Regions from separate parts of the Mus musculus genome. Here region 2 is linked to region 1. Evidence: chromatin contacts called from ENCODE Hi-C or POLR2A ChIA-PET data. All regions are on one chromosome and are shown on one strand. Each heading gives the region's core, a stretch centred on a gene start or an enhancer-like site at or near the end of the contact. The rest is flanking DNA. Distances are from core to core; before and after follow the strand shown. Region 1 holds the start of AA543186 (expressed sequence AA543186). Region 2 holds the start of Uap1l1 (UDP-N-acteylglucosamine pyrophosphorylase 1-like 1).

The links. Hi-C counts contacts between places; a loop is a spot of excess contacts on that map. ChIA-PET counts read pairs that join two places held with the same protein, here RNA polymerase II (POLR2A).
Region 2: a loop to region 1 is called in a map of v-Abl transformed pro-B cells, with 2.0 times the contacts of the local background. The contact joins the promoter of Uap1l1 here to the promoter of AA543186 in region 1. A Hi-C loop is called at or near these places in 2 of 37 maps with a recorded cell type or tissue (T-helper 2 cell and v-Abl transformed pro-B cells). POLR2A ChIA-PET finds 5 or more read pairs at or near these places in 4 of 5 experiments (Patski and embryonic stem cell).

The regions. Positions count from the first base shown.
Region 1 is chr2:25,327,354-25,334,276 of GRCm38, forward strand. AA543186 (expressed sequence AA543186) reads right to left here and starts at 5,218. Exons shown (of 2, transcript NR_027448.1): 1 at 4,795-5,218; 2 at 97-1,368. Man1b1 (mannosidase, alpha, class 1B, member 1) reads left to right here and starts at 5,390. Exons shown (of 13, transcript NM_001029983.2): 1 at 5,390-5,623; 2 at 6,082-6,190. The coding sequence starts at 5,507.
Region 2 is chr2:25,363,459-25,370,256 of GRCm38, forward strand. It overlaps Uap1l1 (UDP-N-acteylglucosamine pyrophosphorylase 1-like 1), which reads right to left and starts at 2,205. Exons shown (of 9, transcript NM_001033293.3): 1 at 1,869-2,205; 2 at 1,423-1,627; 3 at 1,054-1,229; 4 at 643-815; 5 at 348-541. The coding sequence starts at 2,157.

The sequences.
Region 1 (6,923 bases), core at 3,968-6,467:
TTTAATTTTAATTTTTATTTTATGTGGATAAGTGCTTTGCCTGCATGTACTGTTGCGGGGTATTTAGCAGAGAAGACTGCCCAAACATGGATTTAAGCCAATAGAAAGTCTTTATTAGCCAGATGTCGACTACACTGGGTATTTGGGATCCCAGTATAGCCCCAAGCCTTCTTCAGGGTTGAGAACCACTGCTCTTAGGCCCCAAGCTCTGTTTATCAGTCAATAGAATTCATTCTTTTTGTAACAAAGGTCACAAATTCTATTGTATTTAACCATGAGGTCAGTCTCCGGAAGACTTTGACCCAGTGCTTGCAAAGATGGCACTGCTCAAGTTTTATTCTTTACTCTCCTAAAAACTGGCTATGAGACTTGAAGGGGTGAGGAAATCCCCTAACACACTTATAAAGAGAAAAAGGGTCACCTTACCCTACAAATATGCTACTGCTACCTACCTCATAAAGTCTTTTAAAAATCCACCCTACAGGACTTTGTTGCTCCCCTCCTCCAGCTTGTGGAACCTACTCTAACCTCTTTGGATTTCTAGCTTTGATTTTCCATTTGTTAAATAAATGTATACTTAAATTTGTGTCTTTCAATCGAATTTTCTTTTTTGGAGACAGAGCTGTAGTTCTGGCTGGGTTTGGAACTTTCTCTTTAGACCAGGCTGGCCTAGAACTCACTGAGATCCACCTGCCTCTGCCTCTCAAGTGCTGGGATTAAAGGCGTGCACCACTACACCTGGGTTCAGCTAAATATTTTTCCTTCAAAGAAACAAAAATCAAGAGATCCATGCAACAAGACCGTGTCTCAACAAAAACAATAAAAAGAACAAAAATCCTTTTTGTATATTATGATTGAGGTGTGAGGGGTTCAGCGGTAAAGAGCAAGCACTGTGTATCTGAGGGGTCCCCAACGTGATGGCTACTGTAACTCCATTTTATGCTAGGCATCCAGCTTGGTACCCACTAGCTCTTTGTCTTTTTGACTCCAGTCCCTAGAAGATAAATTCCCAGTAACCTGGACTCAGTGACATGCCCCCAACCCCACACACACCTACGGCAGTGACCAGCTACGTGTTATGTTATGACCAACTACTTGTTTGCTGCTGTAACTTGCTTATGCGGCAGAGCAAAACAGCTCTTGAGTTGCTTATGCAGACACTCGAGGGTTTCCTGCAGTTTTTCAGGCTTAAAAGTCCTTCCCTTGGGGGCTGAAGAGATGGCTGCGTGATTAACACTGGCTGCTCTTCCAGGCTCGAATCCCAGTACGAACACTACATGACTAACAATTGGTCACTCTGGTCCCAGTGGCAACAGTGCCCTCTTCTGGCCTTCATGGATACTTCATACAAAAGGTATGCATACATGCCTGCAAAACACCGATACACATAAAATAAAAATTTCAAAAAAATAAAATAAAAATAAAATAATAAAAACGATCCTTTCTTCATCCACCTTCTCATGTTAGTTTTAGGTTTGGCTCAAGAGATTGTTGTTCAGCCAGCCATAATCAATCAATCTTTTAATTACAATTGGATTCAGTCTCTAAGCTTTTTTCAGGGGTCGGGAACTCCATAACACAGACCTATATGAAAACCCAGGCATGACAGCACATATCTTCTGTCATTACAGAGCTGAGTGGAGACAGACAGACAGACAGACAGACAGGCAGACAGAGAGAAAGAGAGAGAGATTGAGGTCTGAGCAAAGGTTTTACTCTACTTTTTACATTTATAAAGAGAATACATATCTTACCCATTCAGAGTAATTACATGTAGTTCCTACAAATATGAATTCATTTATCCTGACTAAGGATTGAGGTTTAAAGACCTCACCTGTTCTTTATAGTCCTAGGGTTTTACACAAGATGAATTCTCTAATGTTAAATCCAGTCTAAATAAGTGTTAAGGACCATGACTCAATATAATTACTTTTGTTGTTTAGATAAAACTCCACACTTTTTTAATCCCAGCACTCAAGAGGCAAAGGCAGGTAGATTTCCCTGAGTTTGAGGCTGGCCTGCTCTGTAGTTCCAGGACAGCCAGGGACAGAGGAGCCCTGTCCTAAAAGAAAGATGAGGGCCCAAGAATAACTCCAAAGTTCATAGGCTCAAGTAGCTGGAAGAATGCTGGTGTGGCCTTATGAGAAGGGAGACATATACGGTTCAGACCTTTTTTTTTTTTTTTTTTTTTTGGTTTTTGTTTTTTTTTTTTTTTGGTTTTCTCGAGAGAGGGTTTCTCTGAGTAGCCCTGGCTGTCCTGGAACCCACTGTGTAGACCAGGCTGGCCTCGAACTCAGAAATCCGCCTGCCTCTGCCTCCCAAGTGCTGGGATTAGAGGCGTGCGCCACCACGCCCGGCCGGTTCGGACCCTTTTGTTGGTGGGTGGGTGGTTTTGTTTGAGACGGTGCTTTACTACACATTTCAAACTGGCCTTAAACTCACTGTGTAGCTTAGATTATCCTCAAGCTCACAAAAATTCTCCCAACTCAACCACCAATTCTGACCGTGAAATCCCTCTGCCTTAACCTCCAGTGTGTTGGGATTGTAGGGTGTGCCACAGATTTAAAGTAAATTTCTTTATAGGTATTTCTCCATTTCCCACTTCTTGAGTTGGTTTTACCACCTTGTAACTTAAGAGTTTTTCTATTTTACCTAAGCCTCTTGATTTATGAGTACACTGTCTTCTATCTTGCTGTTCAGTGCTGGCAACCATTTGGCCTAACTGAAACTATCACACAGTACCCAAACAACAGGAAGCTATACCTTCAAATGCACAAGTGTTCATCATAGGCCACATATAAGATCTGACATATAAAAGACTTATGTCTCTTACAATCTATTTCTCTCTTCCCTCCCCCTTTCTCCCTCTTTTCCTCCTTTCTTCTCCATCCTCCCCAACAGGGTCTCATTCAGTTCTAACTTTGAACTTGAAATCCTCCAGTGTCAGCCCCCTGAGTATTGAAAGCACAGGTGGGGCTACAGCTAGCTCTTCCTCCAGTCTGCTAATGTGGAAACAGTTAAGGCTTTCCATCACTTTTTTTTTAAATAATTGTTTATTTATTTTATGTATATGAGTATACTGTAGCTGCCTTCAGACACACTAGAAGAGAGCATCAGATCCCATTACAGATGGTTGTGAGCCACCATGTGGTTGCTGGGAATTGAACTCAGCATCTCTGGAAGAGCAGTGAGTGCTCTTAACCACTGAGCCATCTCTCCAGCCCCCTCCATCACTTTTTTTTTTTTTTTTTAAGATTTATTTATTTATTATATGTAAGTACACTGTAGCTGTCTTCAGACACTCCAGAAGAGGGAGTCAGATCTTGTTACGGATGGTTGTGAGCCACCATGTGGTTGCTGGGATTTGAACTCCGGACCTTCGGAAGAGCAGTCGGGTGCTCTTACCCACTGAGCCATCTCACCAGCCCCCCTCCATCACTTTTATTGTAAAAGTTTATAACCAAAGTTTCAAATTTTTCAAAAATATATTACTTTTAATTTTATGTGTGTATGTACATTTGCATAAAGATGCTCACAGAGGCACCCTTGGTCTAGAGTTACAGGTGGTTGTAAGGTGCCTGATGTGGGAACCCTTGTCCTCTACAATAGTACACTCCTTCAAACCAATGAGCCACCTTTCCAGCCCCCCTTTTCATTTGATTCAACATTATTTTCTAATTTAGTTTGTGATTTAAAAAAAACCCAAAACCCTCTTATTTAGAGTGGTGTTTACGCTTTTCAAATATTTATTGATTTCTCACTTTTCTAGTCCAAATATGGCTAAAAATATGTTATGTGACCAAAATCTTTCCAAATTTATTTCGACTTCTTTTAGGTCTTATATATGGCCTATAATGAATTTCTGTGTGCTTAAAGGTATAGCTTCCCATTGTTTGAGTACTGTTAGACAAGACTTCACTCACTCTGGGGCCCAGGCTGGCTTGGAACTATGTAACTTCCTTACCTCTGCAGTGTTAAGAGTCTGTATATGGGCACAGACAGGTGTTGCTTTGCTTTAATTATGAGAAGGGCAAGGTTACTTCATCATTGCTCTCTGTGGCTGACTTGGTTTTCCTCTTTCAACCCCTTCAAGACCTTCAATGTCGCTAGATTCTGAACTTGGACAAGGATTTGTCCCACAGTGGCTTATCATTCTTGCCTGGCTTGAATTGGAAGATTTTCAGCTCCAGATTTTGTTTTGGTCTAACAAACTCTTCCTATTTCTTCCCTCAAAGGTTTATTTTTTTTTTTAACGTAGAGCTCTAACTAGCCCTTTGGTATGCCAACTGCCACCTCATGGTCATAAGCAGTAGCAGAACGTGGGAATGTGTAGACCTGGCTTGAGTTGGCGTGAATAGCCAACAAGAACTCCGCCTTCATTTTGGAAGATATGCAGACCTCAAAGTCATTGCACCATCTGCCATGGTTCCGAAAACCTACATTTGAGAGCACTATTGTAATAGCGATCTGTGAGGACTTAAAAGTAGGGAAGGGGCCGGGTGTGGTGGCGAACGCCTTTAACCCCAGCACTCGGGAGGCAGAGGCAGGCGGATTTCTGAGTTTGAGGCCAGCCTGGTCTACAGAGTGAGTTCCAGGACAGCCAGGGCTATACAGAGAAACCCTGTCTCGAACCTCCCCCAACCCCACAAAAAAAAAAAAAAAAAAATGTAGGGAAGGGGCGCGGGATCAGGTAGGTCTTCTGTAGGAGATTCAAACTAAATGATCGCAACGTAGGGAACTCTCCAAATGCTCAGAAATACCACAAGTAAGTTGGGAAGCAGCAGTTTCACCCACCGGACAGTGGGCAGTTTTGTCGTTTTGCATGTTTTCCTCGAGGGAACCACGCGCACGGAAAAGTGAGGTCGTTTTAAACCCGTTGCCGAGTACGTAGGTAGGGCTAGGAGCGGAATGGTCGCAGAAAGGGTCGCTCCCAGGCCGGAGCGACTAGAAAGGCCAGGCCGCGGCCTCAGGGCGCAGAGCCACCCCAGGACTCAGCCTCAGCAGGGCCGTCCCTTCCTCCGGTCAGGAGTTTTGCGTTTCACCTCCAGGCGCGCCAGGGTGATGCCCGCTCCCCGAGATCGAGCGCAGGACTCCGGCAAGGGTGATAGTCCACAACTCAAGCCAGACGTAACTGCAACAAAGAACACTTCTCCAAACCGTAGTCAGTCCGCCCCCAACAGGGAGTCTGCAGGACGCCTGCAATGGAGCGGATGCGCGCGATTCAGCGACGTAAGGACGCGATGAAATAACGTCAACGGCACAGGGGCGGGTATCGTGACGCCAGTGACCCGCCAGGAAATACCAGCACAAGGGTGTACGCAGGCGCGGTGCTTAGACTAGGGTTCTGAGCTTGCGCAACGACCGATAAGACGCGGCGCGTGCGCACTGGTGTTTAGGGCGATGGGCGGGGTGTGGATGCCTTCGTTATGGCAGCCCGCGGTCTTTCTCAGTCTTGGGCTTCCTGACGCCTCCAGCAAGCGAGGTCTTTTGGGCCGGCTTCGCAGTTATGTACCCACCGCCGGCGCCGCCGCCGGCGCCTCACCGGGACTTCATCTCGGTGACGCTGAGCCTGGGCGAGAGCTACGACAACAGCAAGAGCCGGCGGCGGCGCTCATGCTGGAGGGTGAGGCGGGGTCCGGGCTGGGGAAGCCTTACCGAGGGAAGTACCTAGCTGGAGCGTTCGTGTCTCTTCCAGCGTCCAGAAGTTTCTGTGCTGCGTCTGGTTCTCGCAGCTTGGGTTTCGGTGTGGTTGCTTCCCCTGCCTAATGTCAGGTGCCCTGGGGATCCTGAGCTGAGGGGGCAATGAGCACAGCCCGTATGGTCCGACGATGCCTGAGCCAAGTCATGGGGATTTCAGGAGTTTTTCTCCAGTGCACGTGCAGCTGGACACATGGTGTACAGATCTTGTGCCATGTATGGGATGGTGTGCTCTGTCACCTCTAGCACTGTTCTGTCAATGTAAACTTTGCTGAGAGGGAACTTACCTGCCCTCAAGTAAGGACAAGCCTTACATAAGGGTCTCTCTGAATTGCTCTTTTAACCGAATCTGTGACAAGTGTCATTTTCCCGGCTCTTTCTTAGAAATGGAAGCAGCTTTCGAGGCTACAGCGGAATGTGATTCTCTTCGTCTTGGGCTTTCTGATTCTCTGTGGATTCCTGTACTCTCTTCATACGGCTGACCAGTGGAAAGGTATGAAATACCAGTGGTGCTCGAGCAGAGGAGATGCAGGCTGAGGTCAGATACAGTATTGCAATCCAGATAAAACAGTACCACAAGGCATGTGGTGACAGATTGGCAATAAATACAGCAGAGGGGAAAATGTGGAGCCCAGTATGACCAACTGGTGTACAGGTGACCCTGTAGGTCTTTGGGCCAACAGTGCTGTCCCTCCCCTCCCCATCAGTCTATAGCAGCAGATCAGCACTAATCACATGTCCCTACCACGTGGTACAGTGTGTTTGCCTGGGACCAGTGGATATCCTGAGAGGATCCTAGGATTCCTTCTGGGCTGCTTTAAGGTTGGAAACCCAAACATTGCTTCAGATTGCTCAAGTCAAGCTGCCTGTTTGGGCACTATTAAATTGATATGTTGCGGGGCTGAGGGGGTTGTTGTATGTTGTGTTTAAGGACACACTCTGCCAAATGCTTGAAAAAGAATTCAGCCTGGAAAAGACTGTGGTCTTCACACTTGGGAAATAGAGGTAGGAGGATCAGGAGTTGAGGCTAGCTTGGGCTACATAAAACCCTGCTCAAGCTGGGAGGTGGTGGCGCTTTTAATCCCAGCACTTGGGAGGGAGAAGCAGGTGACTCTGAGTTTGAGGTCAGCCTGGTTTACAAAGCCAGGGCTCCACAGACAAACTCTCTCCAAGATACAATGACACTAACAGCAGATTTGATTCCTCTGGGCCTTCTTGAGTTCAGT
Region 2 (6,798 bases), core at 955-3,454, 33 kb after region 1:
TAGCCAGGTGCAGGAGCACAAGGACCTGGCTGTATCTCTGGGAAGGACACAGGCTTTCTCTGTGCATCCTGGGGACCCACCAGACACAATACCCCCACCCCCGTACCCCTCCTCCCAGCTAATGACAGGGCAGAGGTGGGGCCGACCCACAAACGAGACCTGTGACCGCGGCCTCACGGAGCATGACTCATTGCAGCTGGCTTGTTTACAGTAACACAGGAATTCTCTCCACCCAAGCCCTTGCCACTCCCAGCAGTGGCCTGGCTCAGGCTAGGGCAGCTCCAGCTACTGTGGCATTCTTGGATTCAGCTTAGTCTGGGATATCACAGCCACCTGTTGTCACATACCTGGTAACCACATCCAGGAAGCCTCTGGTGAAGAAATGGTTGCAGATGTTGCCTGCGTTGTAGAGCAAGCCTCCATCAGCCCCGAGCTGCCCAGCAATCTCAGGGCTGATCTCGCTGTATTCCACCACCTGGGGGACACCATCCACCTGGCACACCACACCCACTGGCTCCTCAGGGTATGCTTTCTCCACCACCTGCAGCCACCGGGCATAGACTTAGAGGGCCGGAAGTAGGAGGGACGGGATTTAGCAAGAGCAGAGCCAAGTGCCAAGGAAAATGAAAGCCTGGGACTCACCTTAGCACCACAGTCTGCTCCCTGAAGCACACAGAAGCCAATGAAGACTGGGTCAGCCAGCCGCACCAAGATGTTGTCTACGCAGTACACATGCACAAACTCCACACCCCGCTGCTTCATGTCCTCCAGGATCTGGTGGTCAGCCAGTGCACAGTACAAACCCCCGTTGCCATCTATAAAGGAGAAAGGAGTAGGATACCCATGGACTGTGGCCTGATCTCCTGCTCAGTTTAGTAAGTGCTGCAGGTGCACAAACCAAGAGCCTGTGACTCCAGACTGGCCAGAGCCACATGCCCAGGGCCACATAGCCTGCCTGAGTACATCTTACCTGGGAGTCAGGCCTCCTGATCCACAGCTGTACTCTGTGGCCCAGGTGGGGCAACCTGTTCCTATCCAAGGTGTGGGCCATACCTGGGGCCATGGCAACTTTGTCTTTCCGTTCCAGGATGGCCTTGCCCTCAAAGGTCACAGCAGGTAGCATGCGCTGCTCGAACAGCACTACGTTAGTGGGGTCCAGGTGGAAGAAGTCATGCTCCTTGAAGAACTTGATTGTGGGTCCCAGGGTAAACTCACTGGTCATGATGTACCTGTAAATGTCCTAGCAGTGAGCTGCTTCCAGGGGAGTCCAGCTCAATCTGGCAAGTCTAGAAGGGGTTCAGTAATGGCAAGTACTGGGCTCTGTCTAGGGCCGTGCTAAGATTGGGTCTAAGGTCTTGGTGTGGGGTAGGCCTGGGTCAATTTAGGGGTGGTCTTTTTGGGAGGCTGGCATGGAGGACACACCAGGGCACAGTGCAGTGGGTCCCCTGTCGCTGGTCAGCCAACTGTTGGACACGCCGGATCCGCTCTGCTTGCAGTTGATACAGGGTCTTCTGGCTGGGCAGCCCAACTTGATACATGCCCTTTGGGTATGTGACGCCCAGGCGAGTGCCCTGCCCACCCGCCAGCAGCAGGACAGCTACCTTGTTCAGAGAAATCTGTCGGAAACCTGGAGGAGAGGTGCATCGTGAGATAAGGCCTCTTTCACTTTGGAGAACCACAAGTGAGCACGACTTCGGGGGTTACTAGGCACAGGAGGAAGAAGTTGCAAGGCAAATAACTCTCCGCTGCACTTCCCGAGTCCGTGTCCTCCACTCCGCCCCCACTACCCCCACCGCCCATAGGCTCTAACTCTTCCGGCCTCAACGGGCCGGACCTGCCCAACCCCAGCCTGGCACGGCGCTGCCTACCTTCCTCTTCCCACCGCAGGCGTGTCTCTTGGTCACAGCGGATCGCGCTGCCCACGCGTTCTGGGGGCAGGGGCTGCAGGCGCGCAGCCAGGTCCGGCAGAGGACCCGGAGCTAGCGCGCCCGCAGCTGCGGCGCGCTGGCAGTGCTCACGCAGCGCGTCGGCCTCCAATGAGGCGAGCTCCGCTAGCAGTGCGGCTCGGGCTTCCGGAGCCAGGTCGGCATAGAAGCGCAGGAGATGGTCCTGGCCCGCACGCTGCAGCTGTGCGCGTACATCCCTCTCCGAGTCCATACTGCAACTGCAGCGGCCGCCTCAGCCTGTACTCGTGACTTTCTGACCAATGTCACGAGACCAGGCCGGGGGCTGAGATCCCAGGGGGGCGGGCCCAGGGTGCGGCACCTCCACCCAGGACCCCGCCCCTTTTTCCTCTTGGGCTGCTGTTCTGTCTTCTTTGGCTTCTCCCATCTTTAACCCTTTTAATACAGTTTCCCCTGCGCGTTTCCGGACTTGAATCCTAGGATCTGGCCTCCCAGCATTCAAGGTGTACGGTCCAGAGCAGGCCTTCCTAGTACCCCAAGGTCTAGTCATTTCTCTCCTAAGTAATTCCCACCACGTGAATAAAACTGTTCTGTCTGGGCTGGTGAGATGGCTCAGTGGGTAAGAGCACCTGACTGCTCTTCCGAAGGTCCAGAGTTCAAATCCCAGCAACCACATGGTGGCTCACAACCATCCGTAACGAGATCTGATTCCCTCTTCTGGAGTGTCTGAAGACAGCTACAGTGTACTTACATATAAATAAATAAATAAATCTTTAAAAAAAAAAAAAAAAAAAAAAACTGTTCTGTCCTTGCCCCGGGGAAGAAAGAAGTCTGAGGTATCTGCACTGGGCTGACCAGACATAACCCAGCCTCCTCCCTGTCCACAGCCAGAAGGGTTGTCTGCAGCAGACTTGTTGCAGAGCCATTGTTTGTGGCATGAATTCCGGAGTAATGGCACTTACGCTTTGAAGTAGCCTTAGCGTAACTTAGTCCCAAGACATACCTGACAAACCAGGAAGTCTCGAATGGCTGAGAATTGCTTAGATGATGGTTCCTTCAGACAACCCCTAGATCAGATAAAAAAGGTTTTGGTGTGTGGAAATTGACTTGCTAAAAGTGCCTTTTGTGAAACTGGGAAAAGTTACTTCTGGAAAAAGTGCTTCTGGGAAGCAGCTAGCCTCCAATCCCCGATAGGCTGATGACTGTCATGTGTCAGTGTCTCTCTTTCTTCTGACTAATCCTCTGAGCAACCCAGAAGCAAGACAGCGGCCTGGGAGCCTCTCTCCTTAGAAGCTGAGCCTGAGAGGAGTCGGCTTGACCCTGTAAGCATTCACCTAGAACCCCCACTGCTAGCCTGGGGGCAGCAGGCAGACCCAGGCTAGCTTCAACCTGCACCCACCTCCCCTCACCTGCCTACCTTTAGGAACTCAGTTGTTCCAGACTGGCTCTGCATCCCCTTACTGCTTTAGTTTGCTTTTTCATAAAACCTCTTGTTTCTTTTTGTTGTTGTTGTTTTGTGTGTGTTGTTTTTTATTTTTGAGATGAGATTTCTCTGTGTAGTCCTGGCTGTCCTGAAACTCATTCTGTAGACCAGATGGGCCTCAAACTCAGAGATCTGCCTGCCTCTGCCTCCTAGTGTTGGGATTAAAGGTGAGCACCATCATCACCTGGTATAGATAAAACCTCTTGTAAAAAGTATAAAAGCAGGGCTAGAAAGACGGTTTAGTGGTTAAGAGCACTGCCTACCCTTCCTCACAACCATCTGTAATGGGATTCAATGTCCTCTTCTGGTGTGTCTGAAGTGTATTTACACATAAAATAAGTAAGTCTTAAAAAAATTTACGCCGGGCGTGGTGGCGCACGCCTTTAATCCCAGCACTCGGGAGGCAGAGGCAGGAGGATTTCTGAGTTCGAGGCCAGCCTGGTCTACAAAGTGAGTTCCAGGACAGCCAGAGCTAGACAGAGAAACCCTGTCTCGAAAAACCAAAAAAAAAAAAAAAAAAATTTACAAAAGCCATTTCTAAAAGTTTGAAGGTAAAGTGTATGGTGGCAAAGGTCTTTAATCCCGGCACTAGGGAGGCATAGGCAAGTGGATCTTTGAGTTGCAGGACAGCCAGGGCTCCACAGAGAAACCCTGTCTCAAATCATCACCACCAACAAACAGGAAAACAGGAAAAAAAGTTCAAGGGTGAGGCTGGAGAGTTAGGGTGCGATCATCATAGGAACTCTTGCGCTCTGCAGCCACGTGATGGCTCTCAACCATCCATAGCTCCAGCTCCAGGAGAGTCTGACACGCTCTTCTCAATCTCCCCAGGGATGAGTGTGATGTGTAGATACTCATACATGGAAAACAGGTGCATAAATCTGAAGGGAAAACAAAGTTTAAATGGTGCTTTAAGATCCAAACTAAAGGGCTGGTGAGATGGCTCAGTCGGGTAAGAGCACCCGACTGCTCTTCCGAAGGTCAGGAGTTCAAATCCCAGCAACCACATGGTGGCTCACAACCATCCGTAATGAGATCTGACTCCCTCTTCTGTCTGGAGTGTCTGAGGACAGCTACAGTGTACTTTAAATAAATAAATCTTAAAAAAAGAAGAAGAAGCTCACAACCATCTTTAAGGAGATCAGACTCCCTCTTCTGGAGTGTCTGAGGACAGCTACAGTGTACTTTAAATAAATAAATAAATCTTTAAAAAAAAAAAAAGATCCAAACTAAAAAGCACCGTCTTTCTCAGGTCGACAGAGGCTAACTAACTCGTATTAAGACCTGATGTGTTTCGGCAGGCAACTTCAGCACACAGCCTCTTCCACAAACACCTCAGATGGAAATTCTCTTGGATCAGAAAGGATTTTAGTCTACAGCCACAGCCTAGCCTTGCCTCTTTGCAATGGATGGCTTTCTCCCTTCCTCAATCACAGCACTTTCTTACATTCTCTGCCTCACTACTCCATGAGAAGTAAACTTGGGAGGCAGGGTACTGTTTGGTCCATTGCTCTTCCTCTGTCACCTGCCATGAATAGCAGACACACGGGAACATGTTTGTCTACTGAGCAAATGAGTGTTAGATCCCAAGCCACCGTGACTGGGTCACAGCAAAATGTTCAGAGAGTGATGGCTGAATGGATGAGTGAACGAATAAGCAGATAGGCTGCCCTTCCATGCATGTGGAAGGTGAGGGCAGCAGACAGACAGGAGTCAGGTGAGCAGCAAAAACTCCATATCACAGGCCATAGTCCACTCCACAACAGCTATTATCGCTTTGGGGCTAGGCAGGTAAGGAAGCCTCTAGGGAGACAGGTCAGGCATGCCCTATGGCCCCTAAATTCAGCCTCAAGGTGTGAGTGGGTGTACGACTGGTTTTGTGTGCCAACTTGACACAAGCTGGAGTTATCACAGAGAAAGGAGCTTCAGTTGAGGAAATGCCTCCATGAGATCCAACTGTAAGGCATTTTCTCAATTAGTGATCAAGGCGGGGGGTGGGGGGGGGCGCCCTTGTGGGTGGTGCCATCTCTGGGCTGGTAGTCTTGGTTCTATAAGAGAGCAGGCTGAGCAAGCCAGGGGAAGCAAGCCAGTAAGAAACATCCCTCCACGGCCTCTGCAACAGCTCCTGCTTCCTGACCTGCTTGAGTTCCAGTCCTGACATCCTTTAGTGATGAACAGCAATGTGGAAAGTGTAAGCTGAATAAACCCTTTCCTCCCCAACTGCTTCTTGGTCATGATGTTTGTGCAGGAATAGAAACCCTGACTCAGACAGTGGGGATCAAGAGCCTTCGTCAGATCTCCCAGGTTTGAATGGCTGGAAGCATCTCCAGGACCAGAAGACTGTGCCTCCCAGGGCGGGCGAGGGTACAGATGGCTGTGAGGTTGGCGAAGTTCCGCTGGACCCATTCCTGTCCCACCTGCCAGGAGGGTCTTCCCCTTTGACATTTTGTGGTCAAGGGCTGAGGCCAGAGGCCAGAGGCCAGAGTGGAGACCAGAAAAACCTAGGGCAGGCCTGGACTAGGCAACGGGGCTGGCTTTCCGGAGCAGTGTGAGCCTCATTGAGAGCCTTGGAGCCTTGCTAACCTGTGTGCACTCCTTCACACTTCTCTCCAAGGCACACAGAACAGTGAGAACATAATCCCTGGTGGAATTCTGCAAGTCCCCTGGGGTGGCAGCAAAACTGAAAGCCACGGGGCCAGAAAAGACATGGGGTTGCCTACTTTTGTCCTGAGCTCTGAGCCAAGCACCGATTCCACTCTCAGTCATAGGGAAGCCCAGAGACCCATGGCCAGCCTCAGCTACTTTCTCCTGGGCTCTGGACAATGAGAGACCCTTATGTCCTTTCTTATTTTATCTATCTATCTATCTATCTATCTATCTATCTATCTATCTATCTATTTATTTTCGAGACAGGGTTTCTCTGTGTAGCCCTGGATGTCCTGGAACTCACTTTGTAGACCAGGCTGGCCTCAAACTCAGAAATCCGCCTGCCTCTGCCTCCCGAGTGCTGGGATTAAAGGCGTGCGCTACCACGCCTGGCTCCCTTTTTTATTTTTTGAAATGAATCCTTTCACAACTTCATACGTATATAATGTCCCTTGATCATATTCCCCCACCATCTTCCCTCATTCCCTCCTCTCAAATCCTTTCTTCTTCTTAACAAGACCCCTCACACTTTGATATCATGGTCTGTCTGTGTGTGTGTCCCACTGCATTTAATCAGAACTGAACATGAACGTCAGTTGGAGGCAAAGCTTCACTGCTAAGGACTATGACCCTCTTCCCCCAGAAACTATTAGCTGCCTATCACTGCCTAGGCAGAGGCTGGGCCTCATGGGCCTCCCTAGCACCCACCAGCTCTTATCTTCTTTGCAAGTTGCCTCAGTTGACCAGGGCCCTGGGTTGAGTCTT